2 separate regions of the Homo sapiens genome follow, and region 2 is linked to region 1. Evidence: chromatin loops called from intact Hi-C (ENCODE). Cell type or tissue: mammary epithelial cell. All regions are shown on one strand. Links, peaks and the distances in the headings refer to the core of each region. The heading gives the core; the rest is flanking DNA. Region 1 overlaps SNTB2 (syntrophin beta 2). Region 2 overlaps UTP4 (UTP4 small subunit processome component).

Region 1 (11,707 bases), core at 1,170-9,169:
TAGAGATGGGGGGTCTTGCTGTGTTACCCAGGCTAGTCTCGAACTCTGGTGTCAAGTAATCCTCCTGCCTTGGCCTCCCAAAGTGCTGAGATTACAGGCATAAGCCACAGCGCTGGGCCAACTATGTGTTTTTTTAAATGAGAACTGCTGGTGGTTATCAGTGTGTCATGAGGGATAAAGAACCTAATGGCAGAGTTCTATGCTACAGGTCCTGTTTCTGGGGCTCTGGGGGGCCCTATCTAGTGTTTCCAGCAAGTCCCCAGGCCCATCTCTCTAGCAGCCATAGGACTGTGTGTGTTACTCAGAGCACCTCAGAAGGGAGTAGGTCTTTCAGGTTAGACCTGGCCTGACAGCCCAGAACTGTCTCAGAGAAAGGCTGGGGCATCCTTCCCAGTGACTGCACATAGGAAAAGCCAGCCCATCAGGTATAGGCAACAGGTTCATCATGCCCAGGGTCACAGAAAAGAACATGACACTGTGTTCTCTTATTGCTATTTGGTCAAAGGCATGAAGTACATCTTACTTATTTTTCTTTTATTACAAAGCACAGCACTTGATAAATACTAAAACATTCAGTAAATATGTATTAACAAATTAGACTGATATTGTATATCCTTCAGAAGTTTAACCTGGTCATAAGTGTGAGTCATTTAGAGAAATTTCAGGGCTTAAGGCTCTAGTTCTGGAGCCCAAAAAGGCCCCAGTTCAAGTCCTAACCATACTAACACCAGTTCCCATATCTTGAAAATGCAGGTGACAACATCTGCCCCAGAGAGTTGTGTGTGAAGGTTAGATGATGCCTGTATTTCATTTATGCCTTATGACAATCCTGATACATACCTATTATTCTTTTGGTTTCTGTCCTTCCTACTTGAAAAATAGGGGCTATGCTTACCTTATTTTATTATAGCTAGTAAAAGCACAGAGTATATACTGAAAAATATTTGCCAAACCGATGAGTAAAAAGGACTCAAGATAATTTCTAAGAAATGGTGAATAATATGGTCACAGAAAACTCTTTCTTCATATATTTTAACAATATAAATCCTTGTAAATGCCTGTTTTTCTTCTCTTCTCCTAGATTTTCTTCATTTTTATTAACGTAATTCCTACCTATATTTACTGCTTCTTAGTCTTCATATCATCAAAACTACAGACATATAAAGTGCCTTCATAAAGTTCTCGTATGACTTAAAAACTTTAATGGCTTAAATAATTGGTATGATGAAAATAAGCCTTTAAAAGTATACTATACAATTTTTAAAATAGTTTCAAATCCTGTGACAAATGGAAATGGCTTTCTGTACTTGAGGAAGAGAGCTGCATTCTATGCCTACTCATCTTGAAGTTCATACTTGCAAGCAGGAGAAAGTCCTTCTGTACCAGAGGGATCACTGATTAGCTCTACTGTAACTATAGCCTAATCAAGGTTTAAAACTAAATGAACATTAGGAAGATTATGTATTGAATTTACTCGTCACATTTTGTAGGTATTCATTGACATGTTTCTAGATGGGTAAACTATAACCAAAACATAGAGACAAGGAACAGCTTAACTGATTTCTTTTTGCCAACTATAGTTTTAACAGACAGTTCTGAATCTCCCAACAATTTCCTTTTTTCTTTTGAGACAGGGTCTTGTTCTGTTGCCCAGACTGGAGTGCAGTGACGTAATCATAGCTCACTGAATCCTTGACCTCTCGGGCTCAAGCAACCCTCCTACCTCAGCCTCCTGAGTAACTGGGACTACAGGCACACACCACCAGGCCTGGGTAATTTTTTAATTTTTTGTAGAGACGGGGTTTCGCCATGTTGCCCAGACTGAGCTCAAGTGATCCACCTGCCTCAGCCTCCCAAAGTGCTGGGATTATAGGTGCGAACCACAGTGTAATCTTTTTTATATTAATATGTAATATTTGTATATATCTTAGGGGTACATGCGATATTTTGTTACCTGATATTTTGTTACATGTGTAAAATGTGTAATGATCAAGTCAAGGGATTTAGGGTATCCATCACATTGAATATTTAACAATTCTATATGTTGGGAACATTTTAAGTCCTTTCTTCTATTTGAATTATACAATGCATTATTGCTAACTATAGTCACCACACTCTGCTCTTGAACATTAGAATTTATTCCTTCTTTCTAATTGTATGTTTATACCCATTAACCAACCCTTCTTCACAGCCCCTCACAACACGCCCATCCCAACCTCTGGTATTTATCTTGTACTGTCTACATCCATGAGATCAACATTTTTTTTTTTTTTTTTTTTGAGACGGAGTTTAGCTCTCGTTGCCCAGGCTGGAGTGCAATGGTGCGATCTTGGCTCACCGCAACCTCTGCCTCCCGGGTTCAAGCAATTCTCTTGCCTCAGCCTCCCGAGTAGCAGGGATTACAGGCATGCATCACCACACCTGGCTAATTTTGTATTTTTAGTAGAGATGGGGTTTCTCCATGTTGGTCAGGCCGGTCTCGAACTCCTGACCTCAGGTGATCCGCGCGCCTCGGCCTCCCAAAGTGCTGGGATTATAGGTGTGAGCCACCACGCCTGGCCACTTTTTTAGCTCCCATATAAGTGAGAACATGCCACATTTGTCTTTCTATGCCTGCCTTATTGCACTTAACATAATGACCTCCAATTCCATCCATGTTGCTACAAATGACATGACTGCAATATTTTTTATGGCCAAATAGTATCCCTTTGTGTATATATACCATATTTTCTTAATCCATTTGTCTGCTGATGGACACTTAGGTTGATTCTCTATCTTTGTTATTGTGAATAGTGCAGCAATAAACATGGAGGTGCAGGTATCTTTCTGACATGCTGATTTCTCTTCTTTTGGATAAATACTCAATAGTAGGATTGCTAGATCATACAGTAGTTCTATTTTTAGCTTTTTGAGAAATATTCATACTGTTTTCCGTAATGGCTATACTGATTTACATTCCCACCAACAGTGTATAAGAGTTTGCTTTTCTCTGCATCCTCACCAGCATCTGTTATTTTTTGTCTTTTGAATATTAGCTACTCTAACAGTTACCAAGGTAATATTAAAATACAGCTATATGGCTTTAAAGGGAAGTTGATTTAAAAAAATACAGCTGTGAATAAGAACAAAAAAGTGTAAAATTACCGAAAAATATGTTTCTTTTGTCTATTTAAAAATACAAGGAACCAGCTGGCTCTCACTCTTCCTTTCCTCTAGCCATCATATTTAAACAACTATGAGCCTGGGAAGCTTTAACCTGAAAAATGAAATTTAGCTGCTAGACACCAAAGAAACAACATGAACTAAAAAATGCTGAAAATCCAAGTTGCACTCTTGATTTTGGGAAGCATATCCCCTTGAATTCTTGAGGACAATACAGTGACCCCAGATGGTAGCAACGGCATGAATGTGTTGGCCTGACCCCTCGACTGCCCACAGGAACACAGAGCATCCCAGTGTGATTCTGGTGTAAGCCACCGTGCCTCACCTCCAATACTGTATTTTTTTTTAAACCTCATTTACTCTTTTTTTTTTCAATAGAGATGAGGTTTCACCATGTTGCCCAGGCTGGTCTTGAACTTCTGGGCTCAAGTGATCCGCCCACCTCAGCCTCCCAAAGTACTGGAATTACAAGCGTGAACTACCGTGCTTGGCCCAATGCATATACATATATATATATATATATTTTTTGAGACAGAGTTTCCCACTGTTGCCCAGGTTGGAGTGCAGTGGTGTGATCATAGCTCACTGCAGACTCCGCCTCCCAGGTTCAAGCAATTCTTGTGCCTCACCATCCCGAGTAGCTGGGACTTAAGGCATGTGCCACTATGCTCAGCTAATTTTTGTATTTTTAGTAAAGACGGGGTTTCACTATGATGGCCAGGCTGGTCTCGATCTGGCCTCAAGTGATCTGCCTGCCTCAGTCTCCCAAAGTGCTGGGACTACAGGCATAAGCAACCGCTTCCAGCATTTCTATTTTTGGAAACAGTCTCACTCTATCTCCCAGCTTGGAGTGCAGTGGCGCAATCCTGGCTTGTTGCAATCTCCACCTCCCGGGTTCAAGCAATTCTCATGCCTCGGCCTCCTGAGTAGCTGGGATTATAGGCGCCTGCCACCACTCCTGGCTAACTTTTGTATTTTTAGTAGATATGGGGTTTCACGATGTTGGCCAGGCTAGTTTGGAACTCCTGACCTCAAGTGATCTGCCCTCCTTGGCCTCTCAAAGTGCTGGGATTACAGGCATGAGCCACCGCGTCCGGCCCCAGCCTGTATTTTTAAATAAAGGTTTTCATTTTGTCCAAAGCCAAAAACAATTTAAAAAAAAAGAAAAAAATTTGCAAATATCTACATGTATACATATATGTAAATATATATAAAAAACAATACTCCAAATTCATGACAACTAACCACAAGAGGGCGCTTCCACAATGGAAAGAAACCAACCTTATTTCCTTTAGATACTTATTTGAGTAAGTGTTGGGCACACATTTTCAAACTTTTGTAGAGTAACTCCTATTTCAAATCCTTTATTTTTCCATAGCCATAAACTTGCTAGATACTCATCTTTTAAGGGCGCCTATCCACAACTTAGATTTCAATCTTCTTAACTGGAGAGTCCATGTATCTAGTACTTGGTAAATGAGTCCTTACATTATTTTTTCTTTTAAGAGACAAGGTCTCACTATGTTGTCCAGGCTGGAGTACAGTGGCTATTCACAGGCTTGATCATTGTGCACTACAGCCCTGAAATGGGCTCAAGCAATCTTCCTACCTTAGCCACCTGAGCAGCTGAGACTACAGTGTGTGCCACTATGTCTGGCTTTTTTTTTTTTTTTCATTTAATTAAATTTATTTATTTATTTTGAGACAGGTTCTGGCTCCCATCACCCAGGCTGGAGTGCCATGGCACTACCATAGCTCACTGCAGCCTTGAGTTCCTGGGCTCAGGTGATCCTCCTACCTCAGCCTCCTGAGTAGCTGGGGCTACAGATGTGTGTCACCACTCCCAGCTAAATTTTTGTATTTTTAGTAGAGATGAGGTTTCACCACTTTACCCAGGCTGGTCTCAAACTCCTGGGCTCAAACAATGCGCCAGCCTTAGCCTTCCAAAGTGCAGGGATTACAGGCATGAGCCAGTGTACCCAGCTTCATTTTTCATTGTAGAGATGGGGTCCTCAATATATTGCTCAGGCTGGTCTTAAAACTCCTGGCCTCAAGCAATCCTCCTGCCTCAGCCTCCTAAGTAGCTGGAATTACTGGCTAGTTCTTACACTACTAAATGCAGATTAAATGACAACTGGCCTGGCACAGTGGCTTGTGCCTATAATCCCAGTTACTCAGGAAGCTAAGACCAGAGAATAGCTTGAAGCCAGGAGTTGAGACCAGCCTGGGCAACACAGTAAGACCTCATCTCTAAAAAAATAAATAAATAAACCGAAGACCAGGCGTGGTGGCTCACACCTGTAATCCCAGCACTTTGGGAGGCCAAGGTAGGCGGATCACCTGAGGTCGGTGGATCACCTGAGGTCAGAAGTTCAAGACCAGCCTGGCCAATATGGTGAAACCCTGTCTCTACTAAAAATACAAAACTTAGCTGGGTATGATGGCAGGTGCCTGTAATCCCAGCTATTCAGAAGGCTGAGGTGGGAGAATAGCTTGTACCTGGGAGGCGGAGGTTGCAGTGAGCTGAGATCATGCCACTGCACTCCAGCCTGGGCGACAGAGTGAGACTCCATGTCAAAAAAATAAATAAGTAAACTGAAAAGGCCAGGTGCCACTGCCTGGAATCCCAGCACTTTGGGAAACTGAGGCAGGAGGATCTCTTGAGGCCAAGAGTTTGAGACCAGCCTGGGCAACAAAGCGAGGCCCATCTCTACTTAAAAAAAAAAAATTTTTTTTTTAATTAGCTGGGTGCTGTGGTGGGCACCTGTAGTCCCAGCTACTCGGGAGGCTTGAGGGAGGATCACTTAAACACAGGAGAGTTCAAGGCTGCAGTGAGCTCGGATCATGTCACTGCACTCCAGCCTGGGTGACAGAGCTAGACCCTGTCTCTTTAAATAAATAAATAAATAAATAAATAAATAAATAAATAAATAGAAGCTCAAAGCTGCTGCAGTGAGCTATGATGGATCATGCCACTGGACTCCAGCCTGGGTGATAGAGATCTCCACTCTAAAAAAAAAAAAAAAAAAAGAGAGATGAACTATAAAAATGTCATGTTGTACATACGGTATTATAAATGTACTTCGAGTCATATACCAGGCTTAAAAAAACTTTGCTAGTAAACTAGAGAAACCAGGTTTCTTTCTATCATTATCACTTTTAGCTGCCATATTTTAGCACATTTTTAAGTCTGGCACAAATAATAGTTTTACTTTAAAACAGATTATGGTACAGTCATGCATCACCTAATGACAAGAATATGTTTGGAGAAATGCATAATGCATCATAAGATGATTTCGTGATTGAATGAACATCATAGAGTGTACTTACATAAGCCTACATGGCACACCCCACTATACACCTAAGCTCTATGGTACTGCCTATTGCTCTTAGGCTACAAACTTACATAGTATGTTACTGCGCTGAATACTGTAGCCAGCTGTAACACAATGGTAAGCATTCGTGTATCTTTTTTTTTGAAACAGGGTCTCACTCTGGTTGCCCAGGCTGGAGTGCAGTGGTATGATCTCAACTCACTCAGTCTCCCGAGTAGCTGGGACTACAGATGCACACCACCACCCTCAGGTTTGTTTTTGTTTGTTTGTTTGTTTTTGAGACGGAGTCTCACTCTGTCGCCCAGACTGGAGTGCAGTGGTGTGATCTTGGCTCACTGCAACCTCCGCCTCCCGAGTTCAAGCAATTCTCCTGCCTCAGCCTCCCGAACAGCTGGGACTACAGGCACATGCTGCCACGCCTGGCTAATTTTTTGTGTTTTAGTAGAGATGGGGTTTCACTGTATTGCCCAGGCTGGTTGCGAACTCCTGAGCTCAGGCAATCCACCTGCCTCGGCCTCCCAAAGCTCTGGGATTACAGGCATCAGCCACTGTGCACGGATTTTTTTTTTTTTTTTTTTTTTTTTTTTTTTTTAGTAAAGACGGGGTTTCACCATGTTGCCCAGGCTGCATTTGTGTGTCTTAACATATGTACACTTAGAAAAGGTATAGTAAAAATATAGTAGTATAATCTGAGGGGACTGCTGTCATGTATGCAATCCATCACTGACTGAAATGTCATTATGCAGCACATGACTATATAACAGTTCTATTTAATTACTACTAGAAATAAAAAGTCAGCATCTCTACCTAGAGAGACTTCCTTGATCAGCTCAGCAGCAGCATGGCAACCCTGAACAAGTATCCTGGTCCAGGATGACAGATCCCGATGTGTCTCCACCCTGAAGAGATGCATCTCAATGCCCTGTCGAGAGCCTGTCCTGGTAGCAAATGTAAGGTCAGATCCAAGGGAGGGGGATCGACATCCGGAGCCAGAATGAACCAACCTAGGACCACAAACAGAGCAGAGATCAAAAGTAACTACATTATCAGACAAAAATGTCAGGAATTTGTGCTCATTGATAAGAGAAACTTATAAAAGCAATCAGCAGTTTTTGGATATAGACATTTCAAAGCAAGATTATAGTCTCTGAAATACAGACCATTCTGTTTTCCCATAAAATGACCCCTGGTATCACAGTCAGACAAGATACCAGTCTTGAACTCCTGGGCTCAAATAATCCTCCTGCCTCGGCCTCCCAAAGTGCTGGGATTACAGGCGTGAGCATCTGGGCCTGGCCAAGATACTGGGCTGGATGAACCGTGGCCCTAATTTTCCATGAGCTCCTCTATGCTCCCAAGAGGTTATATGTATCAAAAAGATATGATTTTGATTAGGAAATAAGTAAATTAACAGTAATAACTTCAGAGGAAAAATATGCTTCTGTAAGAAAAAATGGATAGCTAACTGCATTTCAAACATTTCAGCCAAAGAGCTTAAAATATATATATTTTTAGCATCAATCTCTTGTCCAATCACCAAAGAACTTCCAATGGTAGAAGGCAGTGAATATCTCATCTGGGGAGATGCAGCTAGTAAAGAAGCACAGTGAACATAAAGTCGGGTTTTATCTAAAAATTCATGCTGCTTTTGCATTTGACTCTAGAATTATTTGGCCTATGAAGAAATGTTATGTGAAAAAAATGATTCCAAAATAAATAAAACTGTCTTTGTTTGCAAATGACATGACTGTCTACATTTTAAAAATCCCCCAAAATAGACAAAGGAAATCTGGATGCATGCAGTGACTCACACCTGTAATCCCAGCACTTTCAGAGGCTGAGGCAGAAGGATCACTGGAGACCAGGATTTTGAGACCAATCTGGGCAATACAGAGACACCCTGTCTTTACAAAAACAAAAGAAAACAAAAAACAACAAAAAAAATCTCAGCATGGTGGTGTGCATCTGTGGTCCCAGCTACTTGGGAGGCTGAGGTAGAAGGTTGCTTGAGCCCAGGAGGTTGAGGCTGCCATGAGCCATGATTATGCCACTGTATTCCAGCTTTGGCAACAGAGTGAGACCCTGTACACAACTCCTAAAACTGATAAGCAATTATAGCAATGTTGCAGGATATAAGATTAATATACAAGTCAGTTGCTTTGAACAATTGAAATTTGAAATTAAAAACATACCATTTATGTCAGTTACCATAAAATGAAATGCTTAAGCATAAGTCCAACAAAATATGTATAGAATCTCTATGAGAAAAACTTCAAAACTTTCCTGAAAGAAAGCAAAGATGATCTAAATAAATCAAGAGATATTTTACGTTCATGGGTAGAAAGACTCCATATTAAGATGTCAGTTCTCTTTTAGGTGATCTACAGATTCAATGCCATCCCATTAAAATCCCAGCAAGTTATTTTGTAGATACTGATAAACTGATTCCAAAGTTTGTATGGAAACTCAAAAGACTCAGATAGTCAACATAATACTAAAGAAGAACAAAAGTTGAAAATAAATCTGTATACTGGCACCACTCAACTTTCACTTACTATAAAGCTACAGTAATCAAAACAGTGTGGAACTGGCAAAAGAACAAACAAATTGATCAATGGAACAGAATAGACAGCCCAGAGACAAACCCACACAAATACAGTCAACTGATCTTTGACAGAGAAACACAGGTGATTCAAGCCGGGAGTGGTGTCTCATGTCTGTAATTCCAGCGCTTTTTTTTTTTTTGTATTTTTAGTAGAGACGGGGTTTCACCATGTTAGCCAGGCTGGTCTTAAACTCCTGACCTCAGGTGATCTGCCTGCCTGGGCCTCCCTGAGTGCTGGAATTACAGGCATGAGCCACTGTGCCCAGCCAATTCCAGCACTTTGGGAGGCCAAGGCGGGCGGATCACTTGAGGTCAGGAGTTTAAGTCCAGCCTAGCCCACATGGTAAAACCCCGTCTCTACTAAAATACAAAAATCAGCCAGGCATGGTGGTGGGCGCCTGTAATCTCAGCTACTCGGAAGGCTGAGGCAGGAGAATCGCTTGAACCCGGGAAGGTGGAGGTTGCAGTGGCCGAGATTGCGCTACTGCACTCCAGCCTGGGCAACAAGAGCGAGACTCCCTCTCAAAAAAAAAAAAAAAAAGAGAGAAACAAATGTGATTCAATGGAGAAAGAATGGTCTTTTCTTTCTTTCTTTTTTTTCTTAAGATGGAGTCTTGCTCTTCTCGCCCAGGCTGGAGCACAATGGCATGATTTCCGCTCACTGCAACCTCCGCTTCCTGGGTTCAAGCGATTCTCCTGTCTTAGTCTCCCGAATAGCTGGGATTACAGGCTCCTGCCACCATACCCAGCTAATTTTTGTATTTTTAGTACAGACAGGGTTTTACCATGTTGGCCAGGCAGGTCTTGACCTCAGGTGATCTGCCTGCCTCGGCCTCCCAAAGTGCTGGGATTACAGGCGTGAGCCACCGTGCCCAGCCAAGAATCGTCTGTCTTTTCAACAAATGCCGCTACAAATAAGTAGACATCCATATGTAAAAAAAAAAAAACAAAAAAAAAAAAACCAGACCTTACATACTTTTCACAAAAATTAACTCAAAATGGATCTTTGACCTAAGTGTAAAACACAATACTAAAATTTCTACAAAAATTAGCCTGGGATGGTGGTGGACGCCTGTAATCCCAGCTACTCAGGAGGCTGAGACAGGAGAATCGCTTGAACCTGAGAGGCGGAGGTTGCAGTGAGCCGAGATCGCGCCATTGCACTCCAGCCTGGGGGACAAGAGCGAGACTTCGTCTCAAAAAAAAAAAAAAATCTATAACATAGGAGAAACTCTAGATGATTTAAAAGGATATAACATCAAAAGCACAATCCCTGAAGAAAAAAATTGGTAAGTTGGACTTCATTAAAATTAAAAACTTCTGATCTGCAAAAAATACTGTTAAGAGAATGAGGCCGGGCGCGGTGGCTCATGCCTGTAATCCCAGCACTTTGGGAGGCCGAGGCGGGCGGATCACGGTCAGGAGATCGAGACCATCCTGGCTAACACGGTGAAACCCTGTCTCTACCAAAAATACAAAAAATTAGCCGGGCATGGTGGCAGGCCCCTGTAGTCCCAGCTACTCGCGAAGCTGAGGGAGGAGAATGGCGTGAACCCGGGAGGCAGAGCTTACAGTGAGCCAAGACTGCGCCACTGCACTGCAGCCTGGGCAACAGAGCGAGACTCCGTCTCAAAAAAAAAAAAAGAGAGAATGAAAAGACAAGCTGCGGACAAAAAAATTTTGCAAAACACATATCTGATACAGGACTGGTATCCAAAATATATAAAGAACTCTTAAAACTGAACGATAAGAAAACCACCCAGTTAAAAAATGGGCAAAGCCGGCCGCCCCTACTGGGAAGTGAGGAGCCCCTCTGCCCGGCCAGCCGCCCCGTCCGGGAGGGAGGTGGGGGGTTCAGCCCCCCGCCCGGCCAGCCGCCCCGTCCGGGAGGGAGGTGGGGGTGTGAGCCCCCCGCCCGGCCAGCCGCCCCATCCGGGAGGGAGGTGGGGGGGTCAGCCCCCCGCCCAGCCAGCCGCCCCGTCCGGGAGGTGAGGGGCGCCTCTGCCCGGCCGCCCCTACTGGGAAGTGAGGAGCCCCTCTGCCCAGCAACCACCCCGTCTGGGAGGTGTACCCAACAGCTCATTGAGAACGGGCCATGATGACAATGGCGGTTTTGTGGAATAGAAAGGGGGGAAAGGTGGGGAAAGGATTGAGAAATCGGATGGTTGCCATGTCTGTGTATAAAGAGGTAGACAGGGGAGACTTTTCATTTTGTTCTGTACTAAGAAAAATTCTTCTGCCTTGTGATCCTGTTGATCGGTGACCTTACCCCCAACCCTGTGCTCTCTGAAACATGTGCTGTGTCCACTCAGGGTTAAACGGATTAAGGGTGGTGCAAGATGTACTTTGTTAAACAGATGCTTGAAGGCAGCATGCTCGTTAAGAGTCATCACCACTCCCTAATCTCAAGTACCCAGGGACACAAACACTGCGGAAGGCCGCAGGGTCCCCTGCATAGGAAAACCAGAGACCTTTGTTCACTTGTTTATCTGCTGACCCTCCCTCCACTATTGTCCTATGACCCTGCCAAATCCCCCTCTGTGAGAAACACCCAAGAATGATCAATAAATAAATAAATTAATTAATTAATTAATTAATTAAAAAA
Region 2 (11,707 bases), core at 2,363-10,362, 120 kb after region 1:
CGGCCTCCCAAAATGCTGGGATTACACGCGTGGACCAACCGTGCCCAGCCTTACTTATTTATTTTTGATACAGGGGTCTCACTCTGTCACCCAGGTTGGAGTGCAGTGGCATGATCTCTGCTCACTACAACTTCCACCTCCCAGGCTCAAGTAATTCTCCCACCTCAGCCTCCCAAGTAGCTGAGATTATAGGCATGCGCCACTACACCCAGCTAATTTTTGTATTTTTAGTAGAGACGGGGTTTCATGGTGCCTAGGCTGGTCTCAAACTCCTGAGCTCAGGTGATTCATCCGGCTTGGCCTCCCAAAGTGCTGTGATTACAGGCATGAGCCACCACACTTGGCCTACTTTTCTATCATTACGGAAAGTTTATTGGACAGTGCTGATCTACGTCATAAAATACCTTGAAATACTAAAAGAAAAAGACAACACGGCTGGACACGGTGGCTCACGCCTGTAATCCCAGCACTTCGGGAGGCCGAGCTGGGCGGATCACGAAGTCAGGAGCTCGACACCATCCTGGCTAACACGGTGAAACCCCGTCTCTACTAAAAATACAAAAAATTAGCCAGGCATGGTGGCAGGCGCCTGTAGTCCCAGCTACTCAGGAGGCTGAGGCAGGAGAATGCCTTGAACCCGGGAGGCGGAGCTGGCAGTGAGCCAAGACTGCGCCACTGCACTCCAGCCTGGGTGACAGAGTGAGACTGTCTCAAAAAAAAAAAAAAAAAAAAAAAAAAAACAAACCAGAAAGAAAGAAAAAGACAACACATTAGGGGAAAAAAAGGAGAAAGGGTTATGAATATGTAATTCATGCAATTGGCCAAACAGCCAAACACATAAAGTGAGCAACCTCATTAGTAAACAGGGAAATGCAGAGTAAAATGAGATAGCGTTTTTCACCCATTGGATAGGCTAAAATTAGTCTGCCAATACATTGGTAAGGAATAAGGAAACAAATACTTTCAAACACTGCTGATGGGAAAACAGCCAGTACGAAGGCCAAATAAAAGTGAAAGAAAATGGACACAGTATGAGCCACACCCAGGAACTGGCCCAAGAAACACCCAGACATGAGCACCAGGAGACAATGTCCTAGATTGTACATTACTACACTCTATATGACTAACACAAAAGACTGCCCACATAACTCAATATTACAGCTAGATCAAGTGCTCAAACACCTTCCCTGTAGCCTACGAAACGGAAAATCCTTTGTGTATCATGCCTGCTAATCATCATGTTACAGGAAAGGGGTCACAATCCAGACCCCAAGAGAGGGTTCTTGGATCTTATGCAAGAAAGAATTCAGGGCGAGTTGGTAAAGTGAAAGCAAGTTTATTAAGCAAGTGAAGGAAAGCCAGAGCAGCCTCAAGGCTGGTTGCCCATTTTTATGGTTCTTTTCTTTTTTTTTTGGAGACACAGCCTCACTCTGCCGCCAGGCTGGAGTGCAGTGGTGCGATCTCGGCTCACTGCAACCTCTGCCTGCCCAGTTCAAGTGATTCTTCTGCCTCAGCCTCCCTAGTAGCTGGGACTATAGGTGTGTGCCACCATGCCCAGCTAATTTTTGTATTTTTTTTTAGTAGAGACGGGGTTTCACCAAGTTGGCCAGGTTGGTCTGGAACTCCTGACCTCAGGTGATCTGCCCACCACAGCCTTCCAGAGTGCTGATATTACAGGCATGAGCCACCGCACCCAGCCTTTTATGGTTATTTCTTGATGATATGCTAAGCAAGGAGTGGATTATTCATGCCTTCCCTGTTTAGACCATATACGGTAACTTCCTGACGTTGCCATGGCATTTGTAAACTGTCATGGCGCTGGTGGGAGTGTAGCAGTGAGGACGACCAGAGGTCACTCTTGCGGCCTTCTTGGTTTTGGTGGGTTTTAGCCAGCTTCTTTACTGCAACCTGTTTCATCAGCAAGGTCTTTATGACCTGTATCTTGTGCCGACCTTCTATCTCATTCAGTGACATAATGGCTTAACTGTCTGGGAATGCAGCCCAGTAGGTCTCAGCCTCATTTTACCTAGCTCCTATTCAAGATACATTTGCTTTGGTTCAAATGCTTCTGACAATCATATTTATGATTAGGGTCCTATAACTGAGATAGTGGGGGAATAAGCTGAAGAATGCCACCTTGGCCTCTAACAAATCAATGTGTGACTATGGGAAAAATTACCTCTTCCCTTCTTGATCTCCCATTTCCAAGACTGTAAAAATGAGAATGGCCGGGTGCGGTGGCTTACACATGAAATCCCAGCACCTTGGGAGGCCGAGGTGGGCAGATCACCAGGTCAGGGGATTGAGACCATCCTGGCCAACATGCTGAAACCCCGTCTCTACTAAAATACAAAAAATTAGCCGGGCGTGGTGGCGGGCACCTGCAGTCCCAGCTACTTGGGACTGAGGCAGGGGAATCGCTTGAATCTAGAAGGCGAATGTTGCAGTGAGCCGAGATCGCACCACTGCACTCCAGCCTGGTGACAGAGCAAGACTGTCTCAAAAAAAAAAAAAAAAGAAGAAAAAAAAAGGAAAAAAAATGAGACTGAGAGTCACGTTTCTTTTACAAACTCCTGCTTCATCTCCACCCAATAGGAATAACTTCATTTTTATCTACAGCATACATTGTGGTTCGGTATTAAGTACCATTTAAAGAAAGGTTGATGCTCAAAAGAAAGCCTAAAAACCCCCAAATTTGATGGTCTCTATCTTCCAATATTCCAAGATTTTAGTTCTTCTTAGTTGAATTTGCTATACTCTCCACGGTACATGTGAATTATCCATTCAGAGATTAGTTTACTAACCAGTACATGAGAAGAGTGAATTTTTAAAGCATTTGAGTCAGATTGGCAAAAAAGACCGTTCCTGGGCTGGTTTCAAATCAGAATTTTTCTGTAGAACCCAAGAATGAGCAGAGGTATGCAAAATGGCCAAAACAGAAACATAACGCCAAGAGGGAAACGTTTTAAATGTCTAGGTTACACAAACCCCCAAAGTAAAAACACCCTGAAACCCATGCACTAAAGCGTTCCCCTTTTTTAATACTGGTTTTCCTTCCCTTCCCTTCCCTTCCCCTCACATCCCCTCCCCTCCTCTCCCCTCTCCCACAGTCCCTTCCCCTCACATTCCCTCCCCTCCTTTCCCCTCCCTTCCCTTCCCCCAATTTCTCTAACTTGCCCTAGTCAGTTTCTGCTTCATTTGTATTCCAAGTTTTCTACTTCGGAAGAATTTCAAGGCCCAAAGCACTTACTTCCCATACCATTTAAGGAAGTACAAATCACTGGCTGGAAAAGTTGAAAAGGAATGCTTTCTACTTTCAGAACTTTTACTTCCTCATTCAGATGATCTGTGGGCTCTCTCTGTGAGAATTACATCCTCCACAACCCACAAGATTTTAGAATTTAAGTAAGTTAAGCCATAAACTAGATTCCAGTTGACAAGGATTCTCTGAATTTACAGCTCTACAACGAGTGAAAAGCAAGTGAGTTAATTTATTATTTTATTTTGAGATGGAGTCTCGCTCTGTGCGATCTTGGCTCACTGCAACCTCTGCTTCCCAGGTTCAAGCAGTTCTCCTGCCTCAGCCTCCCAAGTAGCTGGGATTACAGGCGTGTGCCACCATGCCTGGCTAAGTTTTGTATTTTTAGTAGAGATGGGGTTTTGCCATGTTGGCCAGGCTGGCTTGAACTCCTGAACCTCAAGTGATCTGCCTGCCTTGGCCTCCCGAAGTGCTGGGATTACAGGTGTGAGCCACTGCACCGGGCCACAAGTGAGTTACTATTTAAGGCATCCTAGCCTCCATCTGTTCACAAGTATTCAATGTAGACCAGCAACTTGAACTTGTCATTTCAACCACTTAAAACATTTCTTAGAAAGGACAGAATCTTCAGTAAACTAAAAAGGTCCCTAATAGTCCAGTCTAATCCAGACTGGAAAAATATACCTTACAGAAAAAAATGTATTCAACAAGAGGCAAGTTTTTTTTTACACAGGTGACCTAAAAAGTTGCAGGTATTTTGTTTTCTTTGAGAGAGGGTCTCAAAAAAATCTAGGCTGGAGTGCAGCGGCGTGCTCAGGGATCACTGCAGCCTCTTCCTCCTGGGCTCAAGCAATCCTCCCACCTCAGCCTCCTGAGAAGCTGGGACTACAGGTGCTTGCCACCACGCCTGGCTAATTTTTGTATGTTTTGTAGGGATGGAGTTTCACCATGTTGCCCAGGCTGGTCTCAAAGTCCTCAGTTCAAGCTATTTGCCAGTCTCAGCCTCCCAAAGTGCTGGGATTACAGCCATGGCGCCCAGCAGGTATTTGTTTAAATTACTCCTATCACTGTAAAACCTAACAGGTGGGGCAGAGGCAAAGACATCCATTATAAATCTTATCATATCTGTTCTTTCTTATCAAACCTAAAATAGGCTGTCCTTTATGTGATAAATTATTGGGCTCTGTTTATCTCTCTTATAACCTCTCTCTCTCTGTTAATTCTCCCCCCAAACATCTACCTTAAATCCTCATTTATTTTCCCTTTCCAGAATGGAGGGTGGGGCTAATCATAGCAAAATGTTTTTCACCAACCCTTCATTCAAGATGTTATCAGAACCCACACACTTCTCTGCCCACACTTCAGCCCTCCATCCCCAAAACAAACAAAAACCACACAAACTGGGTTTACGCAGGCATGCAACAGAATACATCCCGAGAAGGGAAAGAAATCTATCTGCTCAGTTTAGTTAACTAGAGTTCTTCACTTTCTAATTTAAAGATCACATTAAAACTGGCCAGTTGATAACACACGTGGGAATAACAATGTCAGAGCAGGTAGAAGAGAATGAAAAATGTGAAATACATGGTGGGCTCTCGGGTCCCCATCTCTACTCTTAATCCCTAACAAAATTCCTGCCCAGTGTTTCCTTACCCTTTTTTTTTTTTTTTTTTTTAAAGAGACAGGGTCTCACACTATGTTGCCCAGGCTGGAGTGCAGTGGCTATTCACCAGTATGATCATAGCACACTATGGTCTCAAGCTCCTGGGCTCCACTGAGCCTCTCGAGTAGCTGGGACTACTGATGTGTGCCCAGCTCCTGTATCTTTTTTTTCATATTGTATTTCTTTAGGGATAGGGTCTCCCTATGTTGCCCGGGTTGGTCTCTGGACTCAAGGATGCTCCCACCTTGGCCTCCTAAAATGCTGGGATTACAGGCATGAGCCACCATGCCTGGCCCTTCCATACCTTTTGAAACCAGCACATAACAGGTAAAAAGGCAGTTAATGGGACTGATAACCCAAGCTTTTTTTACTTTTAAATAAAATTAACGGCTGACTGTCAAAGGTCAAAGGCATCTATTTTTTAGATGGAGCACTCCCTTATAATGCTGGAGTTGAAATTCTTCCTTGAACTCTAAGGCTGATTATGGTTATTAGTGGTCAGGCTATCCTGGGTAAGTAATTACGGTCCTCTGCCCTCCAGGGCGAGGATGGGCAGATTCCTACGCAGTTCCATGGGCTGGGGGCTGGCAGGAAGTGAAGGCTATCAGCTCTCTGAAGCCTTAGGCATGTAATAGGGAACAGAACACAAATATCTTTTCTTCTGAGATTGCGGCCTACAGAATAAGCAGGACTCAATCAACATTAGATGAGTTTGTAGCTACTGAGCACATTATCCCCAATACAAATACCTCATTTGGAATTTCCATTCATTTTCATTCAATGAAGGGAAATGACTGTCCATTATTTTGGAAGAAAACATTTATAATGACTAGTCCTCAAGAATAACTTGTTTTATTACCATGATTTGTGAAAAGCAACAGGGTAGACAGTTCAAGGAAGGACACAGACAGTGCCCTGTTTTAGGTTCCAAATTTCTTCTTTTTAATGGGTGGTGGGAGCTGAGCAATGATGTCATCCAGAGGCCGTTCTACTGCCACGAGTGTTCTTTCATCCAAAAGATCCATGAAGAGTAGAGGCTGCAGAGGGATGATAATTATTCTATCAGGACTTAGGATCCAGGGCTAGTCCTGAAAGAACTGACTGTAGGTAGACACCATCTAAGCTAAAAGGTTAGCCTAGTTCAAGGCTCAAATGATTTAAATTTCTTGACAATCTTTCCTGCCCTGGGACTCAAAATAGTTGGAATGCATAAAAGCTTTTTTTTTTATTTTTTAGAGATCTTGCTATGTTGCCTAGGCAGGAGAGCAGTGGTCATTCATAGACATGATCAACGTGCACTGAAGCCCTGAACTCCTGGGCAATCATCCTGCCTCAGTCTCCTGAGTAGCTGGGACAATAGGTAGGTGTGCACGGCTGCGCCTGGCTCAAGATTGGGAGCCTTTTTTTTTTTTTTTTTTTTTTTTGAGACAGTCTCGCTCTGCCGCCCAGGCTGGAGTGCAGTGGCGCAATCTCGGCTCACGGCAAGCTCCGCCTCCCGGGTTCACGCCATTCTCCCGCCTCAGCCTCCCGGGTAGCTGGGACTACAGGTGCCCACCACCACGCCCGGCTAATTTTTTGTATTTTTAGTAGAGATGGGGTTTCACCGTGTTAGCCAGGATGGTCTCGATCTCCTGAACTCGTGATCCGCCCACCTTGGCCTCCCAAAGTGCTGGGATTACAGGCGTGAGCCACTGCGCCCGGCCAAGATTGGGAGCTTTTAACTAAGTTCACTCATAAAAGGTCTCAGCAGGATTTTTTTACATTTCTCTGGATAGAAAATCTATGCTTCTTATATCTCAAGAATCAATGTTAAGCAAGGACTTTAAAGCCTAAGTTCTTTTTTTTCTCAGACAGAATCTCGATGTTACCCAGCCTGGAGTGCAGTGGTGCAATCATACTCACCGCAGCCTTGAACTCCTGAGCACAAGCTATCCTCCCATCTCAGCCTCTTGAGCAGCTGGGACTACAGGCATGCTCCACCACACCTAGCTAATTTTTATATTTTTTTTTTTTTTGTAGAGACAGGGTCTCACTATGTTGCCCAGACTGGTCTTGAACTCCAGCCTCAACCTCCTAAAGTACTGAGATTACAGGCGTGAATCACCATACCCAGCCTAAGGCAACTGACAACTGGCAAGCTACAAATGCATCAAGAAGCTAATCACATTTGAGTCATTTGAGTAATCAGTAATTTACAGAACTCTCCTTTTTTTTTTTTTGTTAATAGTGATGGGGTTTCACCATGGTGCCCAGGCTGGTTTTGAATTCCTGGGCTGAGGAGATCCACCTGCCTTGGCCTCCCAAAGTGCTGGGATTACAGGTATGAGCTACCAAGCCCAGCCTGCTTGACATTTATCCTATGGAACACTCCAACAAGTAAAATTTAAAGCCAGCTCTCATGACAACAAAGACTCTACCCTCAGCGCCAACATTTCTCACTACTTACGCATTTCATTTTGGTTAAGTATGATGTGCCTGCCTCTAACCTACTAAGGCAAGAACAATAAAACATATACAAGGGACAGCCAGCCTCAAAAAGGTGACTTGTCTCCCACAAGCCAGGTTCTCTGCATGGAAACTGAAGGTGCTCTTATCTTCCGATTGTGGAGTTTATTACATTTTGGTATCACAAAGGAACCAACTATCCAGAATAACAACACAAGATGTTTTACCTTATATATCTTAGAAATTTTAAAAGCATGAGCTGTGCGCCTCCGGATGACATCTGATTCATTCGTGGGAGGAAATGGATTGTAGAGTAAGGTTTTGTCATTTGGAAGGGGCTAAAAAAACAAAGACACATTGTTTAAATGGTTACTTTTATTGGGCTTCTGCAGACCAAAGATCTGTAGTGCATTTTGAGCCCAACATCATCTTCTAACCATCATATATATTCAGTACCTCCCTGACATTCGTTAATTCGGGAAAACAGCTGTAGCCATAATACCTCTATTCAGAAAAACTAGGGGGGAAAAAAAGAAGAAAAGGAGAGAGAGGGAGAAAGAGCTGAAGCTACTCTTGCAGCCACACTGTAGAGGGTGGGTGTATGAGGCAAAGAGAGCTTGTTAACTCCATGCAGCAAGATCAAAGGGCCCTTCTGCGGCTTCTGGCCTGTCTCATCAGTATCACTTTGTCAGAATGGAACAAACTGGCAAGTGCAGGAGCTCAGCCCACACAGGGTCTGTGCTTTCTAGACTCTCCCCCAACCAGATCACAGACTGGACAAGTGACTGGAGTTCTCCCCAGGCGAAACCTCAACACAAACCACCTGTGCTGATGTCACTGACACCTCGAGGTGGCCTCTGGCCAAAGAAATGATATTTTGTCTCTGACTTCCTGGGAAATAGCTATGCCTACTGTAAGGAAGCGATGAACTTAAAGCCAATGCTTTGGAAAAAATGATCTGGGCTCAATTACAAAGAGGCAAGAGAGTGGGAGGGGCCCTTCCTGTATCACTCATCTTGCAGAAGGCACTTGTCAGCCAGCTCTGCTTCCCACACCCAGAGGTCGCAGGGCCCACGAGATGATTCCAGTGACACATCCCCGTGCACACCTCCTTTAGAGCCATCTGCTGCTTTCCCCCATGTTCCTTCCACCCCCACCTTCACAAACACACCAAAACACCGTGTGATGGTTGTAATCTAAGCCCAAAGTGCAGGACAGGCATGGCCACAATGCTCCTAGGAAACAAAGCACCTGCCCAGAAAAGCCATACAAATTCAGGGTGAATCAAAACAGCAGCTGGCAAAGAGGACAGAATCTAAAACTGAAGAAAATGCTCGTATCCCATGTAAATCACAGCCATGAAGAATTTTCCTAGCTGGGTTTTTCGAAGATGTTAAGACCAGTTCCTCAAGCCTGCAGACAGCGTTTTAGTAGCTTTAGCGAAGGGGCACAGAGGTCAAAACCTCAGCCTGTACCTCCTTTAATGAAACCAGGTTATTCAGATACCCCAGAGTTCAAAGTTGAAAGCAAGTTAGCCAAATCAATGATACTTCCGGATGAGGGTCACCTTCCGAATACTGGCCTAATCACTTTTCTGTGTAAGATTTATGTGCTTACTCGCAAAGTAGACAAATAGTCAAATCAGCAAAAGCCAGTATACAAAGGCCAGCCCCTTCCCCGAGAGCCTCCCGAAGAACTGTGGGAACACAAACCAGGGAATCTGTAAAACAAAAGCCCCTCTCCTCCAAGAAATGTACTAGCTACCTGTATTCTGATTTACTAGCTACCTTTATTCTGAGTCTCTGTCCTCTTACCTTATTGTACTTGTTGCTTTTAGAACTTTAAGATTCAGAAGAAGATTTGGGAGGTAGCAGTGAAGAACTCACCAATGACTTGTCAATGATGCAGAACATGTAGGCATCATGGAGAAGGATGTGCATCGGTCTCTTGGGATGAAAACTGATGTGTGTGATAGGAGTATCCCTTTGGAGCCAAAGGTGGTGAAAGCCCTGCTTCTGGACAGTCCGGCTCCAATCTGTATACTGTTTGTCTGGGATGCTGTACTCAAATACCTGAGGGAGGACATGACATAGAGAAATGCAGGCTGGTACTCAGAAAGACCAGAAGGGCATTCTCATCCCTAACCAGAAAGTATCTATACAAAGCTTCAACTGTATTATATTCATTCTATGCTCTCCCAACACTTTTTTTTTTTTTTGAGATGGAGTCTCACTCTGCCACACAGGCTGGAGTGTAGTGGCGTGATCTCCGCTCACTGCAAGCTCCGCCTCCCCGGTTCAAGCCGTTCTCCTGCCTCAGCCTCCCAAATAGCTGGGACTATAGGCGCCCACGAGTACGCCCGGCTAATTTTTTGTATTTTTAGTAGAGATGGGGTTTCACTGTGTTAGCCAGGATGGTCTTGATCTCCTGACCTCGTGATCTGCCCGCCTCAGCCTCCCAAAGTGCTGGGATTACAGGCGTGAGCCACCGCGCCCTGCCCATCTTTTCAGAGCTATTTTATGCACATAATACATAGCGTTCTGTATCTTGCTTTTGTTGCTCAGTGTTATATCACGGAGACTGACCCACATTAATACACATATATATCGGTCATGCCCATTCTGAAACACAGAATAGTCCACTCATTTTGTCCATGTATCATGATTTACTTATCCACTCTGCTTAATGGACATTAGCTTGTTTCATATCTTTGTCTACTACAAACAAAGCTGTCTCTGTATAAATGTCTTTTTGCACAGCTAGAAGCATATATATCTATATACAGATATATATATACATATATATATATATATATATATATATATAAAGAATGATTAGAACTGAAATTTCTAAGTCAAAGACCATGTGGACTTTAAAATTTTTAAGGTATTGCCAACATGTCCTCCAAAAGGGTTAGGATAATTTACACAATGTGTGAGAGTACTGTTTCCCTATACCTTCAGAACACTGTATATTATCAAGTCTTTGATCTTTGCTAATCTAACAGATATAAAAAACTTCCCATCAGTTTTACTTTCAGAAGCACTTAAGGGACTAAGTGCCAGTAAAAGGTGTCATGGGGGAAATTATCATTATGTGTGACAAAGGCAAAGATGTGTGGCTTCACTACTCTTTCAGTCTTTGGTCAAGGACTCAAATCTATAAAACTGAGAGATTTCACTTTTTGGACAGTGTGTGTGTGCATGTGTGAGTGTAAAAACTGACCATCAGCCGGGCGCGGTGGCTCAAGCCTGTAATCCCAGCACTTTGGGAGGCCGAGGCGGGCGGATCACAAGGTCAGGAGATCGAGACCATCCTGGCTAACATGGTGAAACTCCATCTCTACTAAAAATACAAAAAATTAGCCGGGCATGGTGGCGGGCGCCTGTAGTCCAGCTACTCGGGAGGCTGAGGCAGGAGGATGACATGAACCCGGAAGGCGGAGCTTGCAGTGATCGGAGATCGCACCACTGCACTCCAGCCTGGGCGACAGAGCGAGACTCTGTCTCAAAAAAAAAAAAAAAAAAACAAACTGACCATCAAAGCAGTAAGCATCATTTGCCTAGCACTCTACTTAAATGTGCTTCCTGGATTACATTTAATCTTCCCAACAGCTCAGTGAGGTAGATATTAACATCTCCAATTTTACAGATGAATTATTGATAACTTCCTAATATAATTATTGATAACTTCCTAATATATTCCGCAGCCCAGGTTTTTTTTTTTTTAAAGATCTCCTTATAATCACAATCTCCTTACAAATTGGTATAGAAAAAAGTAGATTAGGTTCTAATTTTGGCTGAGATTAGGTACCTGATCTTATTAGGGCTTGATTTCCTCATCGGCAAGCGTAAAGGTGAATGATACAATCTTTTAGTCACTTTCAACTCTCAAAATCTTATTCCATCCCATATCCAGTTTAATACCCAAGCCCATGTCATCTCTCCTCTAAAACAATCAGGAAAATGAGTACTTCAAAATTCCTCCTCCCTCTTGTGATTCTTTACTCTAGAATCTTAGTGCTTCTCCATTTAAATTGCATCCCATCAAACCAATGCATACTGCTGGCCTATGATGAGCCCAGACCGGCAAGGAAGCTTTACTTCACACAGGAGAAAACTACCTTATATCCTCCAACACCTTCAAAAAAAAGCTCCCCGCAACTGCCCAATATTCCAGCTTCTAGGTTACTATCCAGCAGGAAGGGAATAGAAAGCACTGGAATCTCCCTTACCTGCTGGTCCGAATGAGCGATGACAAGGTTGTTGGTATTGGGGGCAATAGCCATAGCAGTCACTGGGAAATTGTAAGCAGGCACCGTGCAGTGAAGCTGGGAACAA

What was found. A loop is a pair of places that touch in the nucleus more often than their neighbours do. Peaks named below come from ENCODE experiments on the same cell type or tissue, not always from the same donor. Only the 100,000 strongest peaks of a DNase experiment are listed, where the experiment ranks them.
Region 2: it touches region 1 in a loop (7-fold over the local background); 99 of 110 quality-filtered maps call a loop at or near these places.

What each region holds. Positions count from the first base shown.
Region 1 is chr16:69,279,842-69,291,548 of GRCh38, reverse strand. SNTB2 (syntrophin beta 2) reads right to left here. Exons shown (of 7, transcript NM_006750.4): 5 at 7,305-7,501. Among named protein-coding and RNA genes, the nearest start is that of VPS4A, 26 kb to the left of the region's middle. In mammary epithelial cell, for the core only: a CTCF peak has its summit at 4,419 (motif pointing right); no DNase peak of the experiment used is centred there.
Region 2 is chr16:69,163,073-69,174,779 of GRCh38, reverse strand. UTP4 (UTP4 small subunit processome component) reads right to left here. Exons shown (of 17, transcript NM_032830.3): 14 at 11,602-11,697; 15 at 9,254-9,439; 16 at 7,595-7,705; 17 at 5,759-5,959. The coding sequence ends at 5,843. Among named protein-coding and RNA genes, the nearest start is that of SNTB2, 18 kb to the left of the region's middle. RefSeq lists an enhancer at 1,580-1,874. In mammary epithelial cell, for the core only: no CTCF peak of the experiment used is centred there; DNase peaks (open chromatin) are centred at 7,059 and 7,639; H3K27ac peaks cover 1,714 bases.